Linked DNA regions of Homo sapiens: regions 2, 3 and 4 are each linked to region 1. Evidence: chromatin contacts called from ENCODE Hi-C or POLR2A ChIA-PET data. All regions are on one chromosome and are shown on one strand. The core of a region is the stretch at or near the end of the contact, and the rest is flanking DNA. Distances in the headings are between cores, read along the strand shown.

The links. Hi-C counts contacts between places; a loop is a spot of excess contacts on that map. ChIA-PET counts read pairs that join two places held with the same protein, here RNA polymerase II (POLR2A). Pooled maps may share reads with other maps.
Region 2: a map of gastrocnemius medialis shows a loop between it and region 1 (6-fold over the local background). The contact joins the promoter of PALMD here to the promoter of SLC71A1 in region 1. A Hi-C loop is called at or near these places in 2 of 168 maps with a recorded cell type or tissue (endothelial cell of umbilical vein and gastrocnemius medialis) and 3 of 50 pooled maps. POLR2A ChIA-PET finds 5 or more read pairs at or near these places in 1 of 52 experiments (Panc1).
Region 3: a map of prostate gland shows a loop between it and region 1 (5-fold over the local background). The contact joins the enhancer-like site here to the promoter of SLC71A1 in region 1. A Hi-C loop is called at or near these places in 1 of 168 maps with a recorded cell type or tissue (prostate gland), 1 of 37 single-sample maps with no recorded cell type and 9 of 50 pooled maps. POLR2A ChIA-PET finds 5 or more read pairs at or near these places in 2 of 52 experiments (H1 and activated naive CD4-positive, alpha-beta T cell).
Region 4: a map of PC-9 shows a loop between it and region 1 (27-fold over the local background). The contact joins the promoter of CDC14A here to the promoter of SLC71A1 in region 1. A Hi-C loop is called at or near these places in 23 of 168 maps with a recorded cell type or tissue (B cell, CD4-positive, alpha-beta T cell, CD4-positive, alpha-beta memory T cell and 18 more), 34 of 37 single-sample maps with no recorded cell type and 38 of 50 pooled maps. POLR2A ChIA-PET finds 5 or more read pairs at or near these places in 9 of 52 experiments (CD4-positive, alpha-beta T cell, CD4-positive, alpha-beta memory T cell, WTC11 and 4 more).

Annotation. Positions count from the first base shown.
Region 1 is chr1:100,036,655-100,039,819 of GRCh38, forward strand. SLC71A1 (solute carrier family 71 member 1) reads left to right here and starts at 1,441. Exons shown (of 12, transcript NM_033055.3): 1 at 1,441-1,662. The coding sequence starts at 1,579. LOC124904230 (a long non-coding RNA gene) reads right to left here and starts at 1,354. Exons shown (of 7, transcript XR_007066251.1): 1 at 1,076-1,354. RefSeq lists enhancers at 913-1,515, 1,478-1,757 and silencers at 1,238-1,417, 1,878-2,067.
Region 2 is chr1:99,644,608-99,647,772 of GRCh38, forward strand. PALMD (palmdelphin) reads left to right here and starts at 1,506. Exons shown (of 8, transcript NM_017734.5): 1 at 1,506-1,755. The coding sequence starts at 1,711.
Region 3 is chr1:100,386,305-100,389,469 of GRCh38, forward strand. All of the region lies in intron 3 of CDC14A (cell division cycle 14A), which reads left to right. Among named protein-coding and RNA genes, the nearest start is that of CDC14A, 35 kb to the left of the region's middle. Within about 2 kb of position 1,552, at least 5 of the 41 ENCODE cell types and tissues checked have a DNase peak (open chromatin) inside an H3K27ac peak, as active enhancers do.
Region 4 is chr1:100,351,009-100,354,173 of GRCh38, forward strand. It overlaps CDC14A (cell division cycle 14A), which reads left to right and starts at 1,498. Exons shown (of 16, transcript NM_003672.4): 1 at 1,498-1,995; 2 at 2,754-2,844. The coding sequence starts at 1,947. RefSeq lists enhancers at 255-684, 725-774, 2,025-2,334, 2,375-2,624 and silencers at 1,275-1,364, 1,395-1,444.

The DNA of each region.
Region 1 (3,165 bases), core at 191-2,690:
GAAATAATTTCAAACTTACAGAAAAGTTGCAAAAACAGTACAAAGAACTCATACATTCATTTACTGTTTTTCCTTTTACCCTATATATTAGTTATTTATAGCTGTGTAACAAATAACCCCAAAGCTTAGTGGCTTACACCAAGTACTTTTCATCTTACACTGTTTCTGAGTCAGGATTCCAGGAGTGGCTAAGCTAGGTGGTCCTACCTCTGGGTCTCTCATGAAGTTGTAGTCAGCCAAAGGCTTGACCAAGGTTGGAGGATCTACTTCCAAAGTGACTCACTCCGTGGCATTTGGTAGGAGGCTACAAACAGTTCCTGGACAACTGGATCTCTCCATAGGCTGCTTGAGTGTCCTGAAAACACGGAAGCAGGCTTCCCCAGGCTCCAAGCCCCAAAATGAATGAAAAAGAGACCCGCAAAGGAAGATGCAGTGCCTTTTATGACCTAGCCTCTGAAGTCAATACTGTCACTTCTGTTTTGATCTATCAAGAGTCACTAAGCCTAGTCTACACTCAAGGGGAGGGGAATTAGAGTCCACCTCTTCCAGGGAGGAATATCATTGAATCTGTGAACATATCTTAGAACTACCATACCTAGTTTCAGTACTTTTAAACATTCGCCATTTTGCTTTGTCCCTCTCTTTTCCCCACCTACATATACATACACATACATGTTACTCCCTAACCATCTGAGAGTAGGGAGCATGCGGTGTATCCCTATCCCTCGTGTTTTTCTCTTAAGGAAAAGGATATTCTATTATACAACACGGTAGTTATCAATATCTAATTTTAACATTGTGATACTTTAAAGTCCACTTCCACTTGTGTAAATTGCCCTTTCTAGCAATGTTCCCATCAAATTTATTTTTAAACAATACAGTAAAAACGTAGAGGGCCACAAAGGGTGACATCGGTCAGGTAAGGTATTTTTTTTGGCAGGGAATAAAAAAGGTCCTGGGTCTAGGGAGGTAAACAAGCGTGAGCCAGCTGAGTTCTAGCGGGGGTCCCTGAACACCAAAAGGACAAGACTGTTTCTGAAACACTACATTATCTCTTAAGTTACCCATTACTTACGGAAAATGATTTTTTACTGTTCCCTTCGGTTCCTGTCTTGGTTAGAACACAGCTGGAGATTGTGTTAATAGCTTAGGACGTCTGTTTCCGTGAGCAGGTAACAACTTTTTGAAACAAATTCCCTCATCTGCTGAAGAAGGGGGACAAAAACGGCCCCTATCGCCCAGAACCGTTGCGAGGATTTAGCTAGCTGGTGACGCCGGAGCACGAAGTTGTACAGGTAGCCAGCAGCACCCACGCGAGCCCGCGGTTACCCTGGCCGCGCGGCTACTGTAGAGTGGGCTGGCGGCGAGCGGGCGGGGCGGTATCACGCGGGAGGGGCGGGGCCCGCTCGTCGGCTGATCGCACGATTGTGACGCGCCGCCGGAGGCAGGCCGGGCCCTCAAGATGGCGGCGGGCGCCCAGAGCGGCTCGGCCCGGCAGTAGTGGTGGGACGGCACTAGCTGCTGGGGCCTGCCGCCCCGGGAGTGGCTGCAGCAGCGCCAGGAATCGAGGATGGTAAAATGACCCAGGGGAAGAAGAAGAAACGGGCCGCGAACCGCAGTATCATGCTGGCCAAGAAGATCATCATTAAGGACGGAGGCACGGTGAGCTGAGTTCCGCGCCGGCGAGCGTCCCTCGGGGCCCCCATCCGGTCTCTCCTTCAGACCCCCACACTGCCGTCTCTAGGCGTCCCGGTGCCTCCCTCCCTTCCCCCACCCTGTCCGAGCTGCCGGTGCCTCGGGGTCGCGGACCCGCATGCCGCCGCTCCGGGAATCGTCCTCCGCTGCTCGGGCTTGCGGCCTCCGGGGCCCGTCCTCTTTCTTTCCCGCACCTGCCGCCCTCTGCTCTGGCCGCCTCTGCAGGCCCTGCGGCCTCGAACCCCACGTGCGCCTCCGCCGCGGGGAGGAATGTGCGGGGCTCCCCCGGCGGCCCGCCCGCCGCGCCCCTCGTCGCCGCAGCCTCGCCTCGCCTTCGCCGCCAGGCCCCGCGGAGCCGTCGCCGCGCTTGTCAAGGGGCTGGGAACCATCCCTGCTCTCCCATATGTTGCTAACGGGGTGGCGTCTGGCGCGGGGATCCCGCTGCGGCCCCGTAGTACGTTCGCTTTCTGTTTCCACGTCTCTCTGCGTCGGTGCTCCGGCTCTGGGCTGCTTACAGTAAACCCTGACCGGAGATGGGCTTCCCTCACTTCCCGGAGTCGGAAGCATGACGGCAGACACCTGGGGCCTACATTCGAACCTGCTAGTTTTCAAAGAAAAGTCATCACTGTGTGTCTTAAGATCAAAAGTATTAGAATCAGTCATGGCCTAAGGATCGGAGGAGGACACTTTGAAGGGAAGAAAGGTTTGCTTTTTAGAAACAGTTGTCATCACAGTAAACTTTATGCAGTGTGTAGTTAACCAGCTGGGGACGTAGGATTTTTAATTGAAAAACAAAACAAAACAAAACTGTTTTATGCTAACATTTCTCCGTTGCTACACTGTGTGGTCTTTGTTGCATCCGCTGATACCGCGTTCTGAAATAGAATGGAAAGGTGATATATATGTTTCACTTACCTGAAGTGTGCAGAAATTGTACCATTAATTCCATTTCTGTTTATATCTTATTGGAGCCGCGATCAACTGCTAGCACAGTAGTAAATGTGTAAGTAGGCCACCATTGAGGATTTGCTGAATTCAGTTGAAAAACGTGACAAAATTTTATGACATTTCAGAACACGGCCCAGTCAATATGCCAAAGTTTAGAAAACTTGAGACATATGTAATGACTTTGGAATATATTTTTAGTTTAACGTTTATTATATGTTATAGCTTTGACATTTATTGAAAAAAAGAAACAAATTCCTCAAGTTCTTTTTATTGAACTTGATTAATTAAAACATTACTTTGATTAGATCGGTTATGAAGAGTCATAGCTCTTTTGACCAAGTAGGTAAGAACTATGTGGGGAGAAAAATACTGTTGCCTTTGTCTACCTTTAGAAAGAGACAATATTTTACATTCTTCATAAAATCTACAAAATAGTGGCAATGAAAGATTGTATTTTGTAAGACCAAGTGATATTTAAGATCAGTATTTTTTACAAAATGTAAGAATGAAACTGATTAAGAA
Region 2 (3,165 bases), core at 256-2,755, 390 kb before region 1:
AGTGACTGACAGAATGAGGGCTCTGTGGTTGGGGAACTCCAGTCAACAATGTGGGGAAACCTCAGTAGGGCCAATAAGTTTCTCCAGAGGACATTCCCACACCGTTCTGCCTTAGGCTGTTACACCCAGCTGTAGTGTTCTAGGAGCTAGACAGAGAAGGAGGCTGGGGGTCCAACCACTTCTCATAAAGACTGACTTAACCTTCAGCCTGTGCCTCTCCTTGCCCCGTGTCCTTGGGCAGTCCTTGATGAATGCCACTTATAAAGTCAGGCAGCTGGTGTTCCAATCCTGGCTTTGCTACTTACTAGCTATATGGCAAATTACCTCTCTGAGCCTGTTCCCTCATTTTTAAAGTAGGGATTATAGCACTTATCTCTCAGCACTTTGCAAGTATGCATTTACCTGTAGAAAGAATGCAACAAATATTAGCTATTATTATTACTAATATCAAAACTGCAAAGGAAATTAAACCATATGTTCAATGTTTGGGTTGTCCTTTTAACCTCTTCAGCTGAATGTTGATATGAAAGCGCTTAATAGCATTCAAACACATAATAATAAGGTAGTTGGTAATTAGGATTTACTTCAGCAAAATTTAATTAAAGAACCTGTAGGGAAAAGAAAACAGACAGAGCCAATTGTACAGCTTCCCAGCCTCTGCTTTGACCTAAGAGTCTCACTGGGCTTGCCTGCCTTTTTCTAAAGGATGGGCGAATATTCACACAGTGCCGGGCTCCAGGCAGTTACCAAATGTCTCATCACATTTTCAAAGGCTCACTCCTCTCTCTTGCGTAACCGGTGAGGTCAAAATGGGCACCTTCCTGAAAGCCAAGAGTGTCATTTCTGAACAGCGTCCAAGAAAGAAAACTGCATTCCATAGAAATCCAAGTCAAGCAATAACAAAAGGTGGCACTTGGTGCTTAAGCCACACTAAATACCTTGGTGGGCCAACTTCTTAATATAGTCACATTAACACCTTTGATTTCTCCATGACCTAAAGATTCCAAAGTTTGCAACAAAGTGCTGAGCAGGGGGGTCGGGGGTGGGGTGTAGACGGGGGAGAACGAACCAATGTAAATTTACCACTACATGAAGTTTAAAGTAGCTATAGATTGTTGTATTATTATCAAATCCAATCAGTGGAAGAAAGGCAAACAAGTGACTTGGCACTTCTGCCTCAGTCAAGGTAAGGCTCTCTCCCCTAGAGCTAGCAAGCAGGTAAACGAGCTTTGTACAAACACACACAGACCAACACATCCGGGGATGGCTGTGTGTTGCTAGAGCAGAGGCTGATTAAACACTCAGTGTGTTGGCTCTCTGTGCCACTCCTGGAAAATAATGAATTGGGTAAGGAACAGTTAATAAGAAAATGTGCCTTGCTAACTGTGCACATTACAACAAAGAGCTGGCAGCTCCTGAAGGAAAAGGGCTTGTGCCGCTGCCGTTCAAACTTGTCAGTCAACTCATGCCAGCAGCCTCAGCGTCTGCCTCCCCAGCACACCCTCATTACATGTGTCTGTCTGGCCTGATCTGTGCATCTGCTCGGAGACGCTCCTGACAAGTCGGGAATTTCTCTATTTCTCCACTGGTGCAAAGAGCGGATTTCTCCCTGCTTCTCTTCTGTCACCCCCGCTCCTCTCCCCCAGGAGGCTCCTTGATTTATGGTAGCTTTGGACTTGCTTCCCCGTCTGACTGTCCTTGACTTCTAGAATGGAAGAAGCTGAGCTGGTGAAGGGAAGACTCCAGGCCATCACAGTAAGTCTGCATACAGTTATAACTCATTAACGTTGTTACTTAGAGGAAGGCAGACCGTGGCCGGCTGCCCCTGTCGCTGAGCCCTCGCAAGTGGAAAAACAGAACTGTCAGCCTTCATGGACGAGTCTCTGTTTCTCTCTTAACCCTCATGACCCTCTGTAACTCTGGGGCTTCAGAACCTGAGTGCAGGGCAAACGTTCTTGATTTTCAAAAAGGCTGTGCCTGCATTTTAAACAACAATCAAAAGCTGTTAAGGCAGTCTGATTAACTATCTTTCACACTCTGTGGTGTACCTTAGAAATGCAGTTTTTCCTTAAATGTCCATTTGACTGGCATTAGATAAAAAAACAGATCCCCAACTTGGAAACTTTTTTAAGCTATGAATGCCTCAAAAAGTTAGAATTTTTTTTAAAGAGAGAAAAAGAAATTTTAAAAATGACCTGAAACTTTATATTTGTAGTGTGGTAGCATGTTCCAGAAAGCCTAAAATAATTAAAATGAATGTTAATATACGTAATTTAAGCATTAAACAAGAGAAAACTAGGTAAAAGCACGTATCAGATTAATTCTAAGATATCAGTTTCCAGCAGAGTCACAAACTGAATAAGATCCTGATAAAGGAATGCAGTGCATGCAGTGGATTTGGAAAATATTTTGTTAATACCGAGAAGGAAAATCGTACATTTTTTATGTTTGTTCCGGGAAAAAGTCAAAGCCAGAAATAAATTACTTTTCTTAAATGATCCAGCTTTCTTTTTAATTTTATAAAACCCTGTATTTGGCAGTAACTTGGAAATCTGTGTCACAATCATTTATCCCTAGCTATAACTTTTGATGTAATTGTTTTAAGAAGAAAAAGATCTTTGGAAAGCAATATCCCAATTTCTCAGCATTTTCTGCCACTGACATTAGGTATAGGAAAAAAATGAGTACTTTTTAAAAACTGATGCTAGATCAGGGATTTTTTGTTGTTGTTCTTAAAATTTTCATTGCATAACTAATTATGCTAATCCTAATTTAGATTTTTTACTAATTGATACAATATCTTAGTTTCACCCAGGAAACATTCAGTAAATTGAAATGTCTTCTTAGCCAATAGTAAGACACCAGAAGTCTATTGATAAGGTTGGCACTTTTCCATAAAACAATGCTTTGTTAAATGTCTAGCTTCTAATTATTACATTTTCCTCTCTTCAGAAAACCTTGGTCGGGATTATTGTTTGTTTTGTTTTGTCCTTTTTTGTCATTAAACTCAGCCACCATCTCAGCTGTCCTGCTTTAAGGGACAGGAACTCGGCTCTGCTCTGTTGTTTTTGGCATGGGCCTTTTACATTACAGCTGTTGTCTAAAGGTTACTTTATTAGACTGCGTGAGTTGTGTGGTCACAGGCTCCACTATTTCTAATGCTTA
Region 3 (3,165 bases), core at 302-2,801, 350 kb after region 1:
GTCTCAGTATTCTTTCTGTGACCCTCTCTATTTTATATTTACACTGTATTTATTGGAATTGACCAATTTTAAACTTCACTTTGCTATGGCATACAGTGTTTTTGTAACCTGTGAGCTTCTTGTGTAAAGCAGAAAATAATCTGTAATAGAGCAGGTAGCTCATTGAAAGCCTGTGGCTATGATGTAACCTTGCAAGTGTTCTCCTTGAAGGGCCCACTCATCATATTTGCTTTGTAATCCCTGCACTTTGGGAGGCTGGGGTGAGCAGATCACTTGAGGTCAGGAGTTCAAGACCAGCCTAGCCAACATAGTGAAACCCCATCTCTACTAAAAATACAAAAATTAGCCAGGCATGGTGACACCTTCCTGTGGTCCCAGCTACAGAGGAGACAGACCAGAGTAAGGAAGAGGCCACTGTCCAATTTAGAGGCATGATATTCTCCTGATATTAGGGCAGAATCTGAGAAAACATTGACTGGGCTCATACATAGAGTCCTGTCCTATTGTCTCCAAACTGTGACTTTGTCTGCATGGTAAAGTTCTTCCATGAAAGATCTCAAAAGAGAAGTTAATGTTCCATAGAAGGTACTTCAATCATCGATGTCTCCACTGGGTGTTAGTATTGCTTCTTCTAGGGTGCTTTGATTATGTAATAGTATTTTTTAAGTGGGGGACATGCTTAAAATTTGAGAGGAAAAAACATTAAAGAGTTTTTTTTTTTTAAATCAGCCCACTCATATAAAACATCAGCTAAACAACGGACAAAATATTTTGTTACCCCTCAAATTTTTATTCCAATACCAAAGTATCTTCTCTGTTGAACAGCATCACTGGTAGAAAACTGTGGGCCAGGATGACCATAAGAGGGAGGCCCAGTTGTGAAAAGGAAAGACATTAGCAAAAGGCCTAATTTTGATATTAGCAAATTTGAGATTAATTAGAAAATTAATTAGGAAATTAGGACAAGGTCTAATTTTGAGATTAGTAGATTTTTCTCTGCTCTCATTAACTTTGAATTCGTTTTGATTCCTCGAGTGAGAGAACTCACCTCTCAGTGATTTGACCTCGGAGATGCTGGCCAAGCTTCGCTAAGCAGGAAATCATTTCTTGGCTGGTGTGCTTTTGAAACTTAACCGAGGAAACTGAATTCCAAAAATACCTAAGCAAAGTAAATGCTAGCAGCTTTAAACATTTTCCTAAAAATCAGGCAGAAAGCTCTAAAAAGAAGTCAGTTATGTTTGCTTCCTGTGGGGAGTTTCTCATAGGAAATATTTTAAAATAAAGTTTCTAGGAAGATTTTGTGAAGATCATTCTCTATCTGATGTAATTTATGAAAGCTTATAAAGTTTAAGCATTCTTCTAAAATCTTTAAAGTGTTAATTTGTATTATATTTACTTAAATAATATTTATAGCTATACAGTGAAAAGAAAGTCTTCCTCAGAGTTCTGTCCTTTAGTTTTATGGCTCATGTTCCAGGATAAGTCTCTGTATTCTATATACTTTAGAATGCGAGAGAGAAAAAACGAAACCAAGTAAACACAAAAGATTCTACTCCCCCCAACCCCCTCCAAAAAAACCCAAGGAAGAAATAAGCATCAGTGATGAAAGAACAGCACTATAACTTGTCCCTTTCAGCAAGTAGATTTGTAAAATAAATACAGTTTCACATTATTAACCAATAGCAGTAGTTTGTCATAAAACCTAAATTCTTAGTAGAAAAGAGCATCAAAAATGATAATCCAGACTTGAAGATAGACTGTTGATATTTTCTTCCCCACAGGTATTTTAGGGAATTAGGAAATGTAAATAGGGAGAGGCTGGGAGCCATAAGAGCGTCGAGTCCCTATGCTCAGTCTGACTCATGTTTATTGAGAGCCTGGCCTGTGTAAGGCAGTATTTAGATATTTGCAATTCAGAGATGATAGGAGATGCTTAGGTCTGAAGAGCCTTTATTTCCTTTTTGGTAAATCAAACATAACTTATTGATGGGGAACAAATAAGTGGCAAAACCAACCAACCACCCAACAGACAATGAGACAATGAAATAAAACAGAAAAAGGCAATGTTCAGGCAGTCAGTAGTTCCAAATTGAGAAAGCAAAGAATCAAGTGTCAGCACCATTGGTTGTAACCTTTACATCCCTAGGTAACTTCAATGCATCAACTCAACTGAGCTGAATTAAATGCTGTGCCTTTGTTCTCTCTTTATTTCATAGGAGTATTTGTATAAACCTGTCAGGAAATAAGGGCATTGGCAATAAGATACTTTCTTTGAGTCAAATACTAATTTTTTTTGTTTGATTTTTGTTTGTTTGTTTTTGAGACAAATTCTTGTTCTGTTGCCCAGGCTGTACTGCTGTGGTGTGATCATGGCTCACTGCAGCCTCCATCTCCTGAGCTTAAGTGATACTCCTATCCAGTCTTTTTGTAGAGATGAGGTCTTACTATGTTGCCTGGGCTAGTCTCAAATTCCCAGCCCTAAGTGATTCTCCTGCTTTGGCCTCTCAAAGTGTTGGAATTACAGGCATGAGCCATCACACCTGGCCTTACATACTAATTTTTAAAAGTTTAATAAAAAGGGCACTACTGGCTGGGTGTTGTGGCTCATGCCTGTAATCTCAGCACTTTGGGAGGCCAAGGCAGGTGGATCACTTAAGCCCAGGAGTTCGAGACCAGCCTGGACAACATGGTAAGACCTCACCTCTACGAAAAATACAAATATTTGCCAGGCATGGTGGCATGTGCCTGTGGTCCCAGCTACTCAGGAGGCCGAGGTGAGAGGATCGATTGAGGCTGAGAGGTCAAGGCTGCAGTGAGCCAGATCATGCCACTGCGCTCCAGCCTGGGTGCTGGGTGACAGAGCAAGACCCTGTCTCAAAAAAAAAAAAAAAAAAAAAAGGTAAAAGATAAAAGGGTACAGCCATTTTCAGATAATGTGATTCTAGGAGTTCGAGACCAGCCTGGCCAACATGGTGAAACTCTGTCTCTACTAAAAATACAAAAATTAGCCGGGCGTGGTTGTGGGTGCCTGTAGTCCCAGCTGCATGGGAGGCAAGAGAATGGCTTGAACCTGGGAGGCGGAGGTTGCAGTGAGCCGAGGTTGCGCCACTGCACTCCAGCCTGGGTGACAAAGCGAGAATCTGTCTCAAAAAAAAAAAATATATA
Region 4 (3,165 bases), core at 248-2,747, 310 kb after region 1:
CATGGCAAAACCCGGTCTCTACAAAAAATACAAAAATTAGCCGGGTGTGGTGGCGCACGCCTGTAGATCCAACTATTTGGGAGAATGAGGCACGAGAATCGCTTGTACTCGGGAGGTGGAGATTGCAGTGAGCAGAGATTGAGCCACCGCACTCCGGCCTGGGTGACAGAGCGAGACCCTGTCTAAAACAAAACACACATTAAAAAAAAAAAAACCACAAACAAAACCTGCAATTGGCCCTCGAAGGGCTGGTTCCCTCAGTCAGCTCTGCACGGGTGCGCCCCCTTTCTCCCTAGAGGTCAACAAGCGACTGCGAAGGAAAACGCCGCCACAAGTTTCTTGCTGTTTCTGGAGAGACCTCTCAGAGCGCATGCTCTTCGGATAGTCGGTCTGTAGCGCCATTTTCGTATGGAAGGGACTGCACTCTGATTAGGTACAGCCTTAGGACGCCCAGCGTTCAAGTTGTTCAAACAGTACGTAGAGCCTCGCAGAGACAAGTCAATGGCCTCTTTTAGCGGGACTCCTGCCTGGAGCGCTTCAGCTGAGACTATGTAAAGAAATTCCTTTGTGTTAACCTTCCTCCTTGGACCAGTGGACTCTCCTCTCTCTCCTGTTCCCTCCGCGCCCGCCCAGGCTGGCTCAGCGGTCTCGCCCCGCCCCTCCGGGACCGGAGCACTGTAAAGATTAGGCATCTGTGATGCTTTTGCGCTCACATTGGCGGCCCAGATGAGAGGGCGTGGAGAACCAGATGGGAAACTTTTTGTCCCGTGAGAACAAAGTACAAGTTATATCAGAGTCTGGTATGTGTAGAGGAAACCAATACATGTACTGTGAGCTAGGAGCTGGTGCTTCTTTTTCAATTGTATTTTTTATAAAGATGCAGACCCCCTCAGTGTTGGGCGTGGGGGGTGGCTGAAATGTTAGCTAGAGGCGAGGCAGGGCACGGAGATCTGAGGTTTTTACGAGTGTGTGTGTGTGTGTGTGTGTGTGTGTGTGCGCGCGCGCGCGCCCTACAAGAGTTTAGAAGAGCATGGGTGAGTGGGCGAGAAAGAAAGAGAATGAGAGAGAGAGAGAAAAGAAATCTGGAGTGGGACAAGACTTAGAGGGTGCAGAAAAGAAAGGGGGCGCCAGCACATCCTAGCCTCCGAGGCCGCGACAGCGCCTTTGGCGATGTCCACTCTCAACCCCGCCGTTTCATTCATAAGTTTCTGGCCTACAGGCCCCGCCCGCTCCCCTGGGCCGAGGGCCCCGTTTCCTGAACAGCAATTGGTGGACGGCAACAAAGCCTTAGCAACCGGCTCCTAGTGACCCGCGGGGCGCCTGGTAACTGGGGCTGCTGCGGAGAAAGGAGCGGGGCTGTCCCTTTAAGGGATGGCCGCGGAGTCGTGAAAGTGGAGGGGGCTGAGGGAGGGCGGGGAGGAAGGTCTGGGGGCGGACCCAGGGGGAGGAGGAGGAGGAAGAGTAACTGCTGAAAGGAGGTGGCGAAGGAGGATCCGGAGCAGCTGCTGCCAGCCCGCGGGCACTGAAGTCCTCCCGGCTGCCGCTCGAGTAGCCACGGGCGCGATCGGGACCAGAAGTCTCCTCCTCCATGATCACTTTGGAAGCCGGGGGAAGACTTTGCCCTGCCCTGAGAGCTGGTCTGCGTTTCCCAGGCGCGGCGGCGGCGGAGCAGCAGCTGCAGCAGCCGAGTCCAAATAGGAGCGGCCACAGCCAGGGGCGTGAGCGCCCCGCGCGGAGCGAGCTCGGGTTCCCCTCGGAATGTCCCCGGGGCGCCCGGCGCGCTGACCCCGAAGCCGCCTCCGCCTTCGGCGCCTGCTGCCTCCCTCGGCCAGGCTTGTTGTTCGGGACTGTGAGCTTCCTGGCTCCTGGGCAGTGGGGAAGCCCCCGGGGGCGAGTGACTTCAGCTGGCCACGACCCAGCCCTCCCCCGTGCGTATCTCGCTTAAGATGGCAGCGGAGTCAGGGGAACTAATCGGGGCTTGTGAGTTCATGAAAGGTGAGGAGCAGCCGCCCCGCATCTTCCAACGCTTTCTTGCCCCCAACTCTTCACTTCCCGCGCCACTGTCCCCACCTTCTCCTGAGGCTGCCAGTGTCCTGCAGCCGCTGCGCGCGCTCTCGTCCCCTCTAGGGACTCTCCTTTCTCCGAGGACCCCCTGCTTCCGGCTTCTCTTTCTTGTGTCCCTTGCTCCCTCTGCAGCTCCCTCGGATGGCCTCTCGGCCTCGTAATGGGACAGCACCGGCTTCTGCCCGTACTCCGGCACTCAGCAGCTCATGGGGAGCCTGCTCCGGATGCTCACCGGTCACCTTTACTCCACCATCGCAGGCTTCGGTTTTCGGGACACCCCCAACCACACCCCCCAAGTCTCTCTCCCTTCCTCTTTTTCAAATCTCCGAAGCTGCGTCGGGAGGCTCACCTCTTTCTTCCCCTTCTCGCAGCTGCTGAGGTCTGGAGATTTGGGAACCAAACTTGCACCTCCAGTTCTGCGGGTACCCCCAGCTCCTGCCTACTCTGCTGGCCTGAAACAAGGGAAATGTGGGTGCTCTGAGCCCCGCTGAGTTCCTCGGTCAGGTCCTCCTCTTGCCTAACTGTTGTGCTCTTGAGTCTCTAGCTTTCTGGGAGGGATGAGGTTTCTGCAAGAATTCCACGTGTTAATGGGGTCTTTAAATTGTGATCCTTCGTATGTTACCACCCACCTTCACTTCCACTTCTCTACTTCTCATATGTTTTTTCTGTCTTTTAAACTTGTCTTTCAGATCGGTTATATTTTGCTACTTTAAGGAATAGACCAAAAAGCACAGTAAATACCCACTATTTCTCCATCGATGAGGAGCTGGTCTATGAAAAGTAAGTTTATGTTTTGTTTTTTTTTCTCTTGGCCATTCAGCTTGTTCTTTGACGAGGAAACACTATGCACTTTTATGGCAGTTTTATTCATTTCCCCCCCAATGATACGAGTAACAATATCAATTTTTTAAGACTCAGGTGCCTGGGGAGAAGTTCAGAGAAAATTGACAGAATTTGAACCTTTCAACACTTCAGTTCTTTTAGACATCTATCTGTTTTAGTTCTTCCTACCACCACAACAAACAGCAACTGGAGATTCCTAACATTCCCCAGAGTAGGACCAGGGAGACACACTGTCATTGCCAGACTCAGTAATTGGCC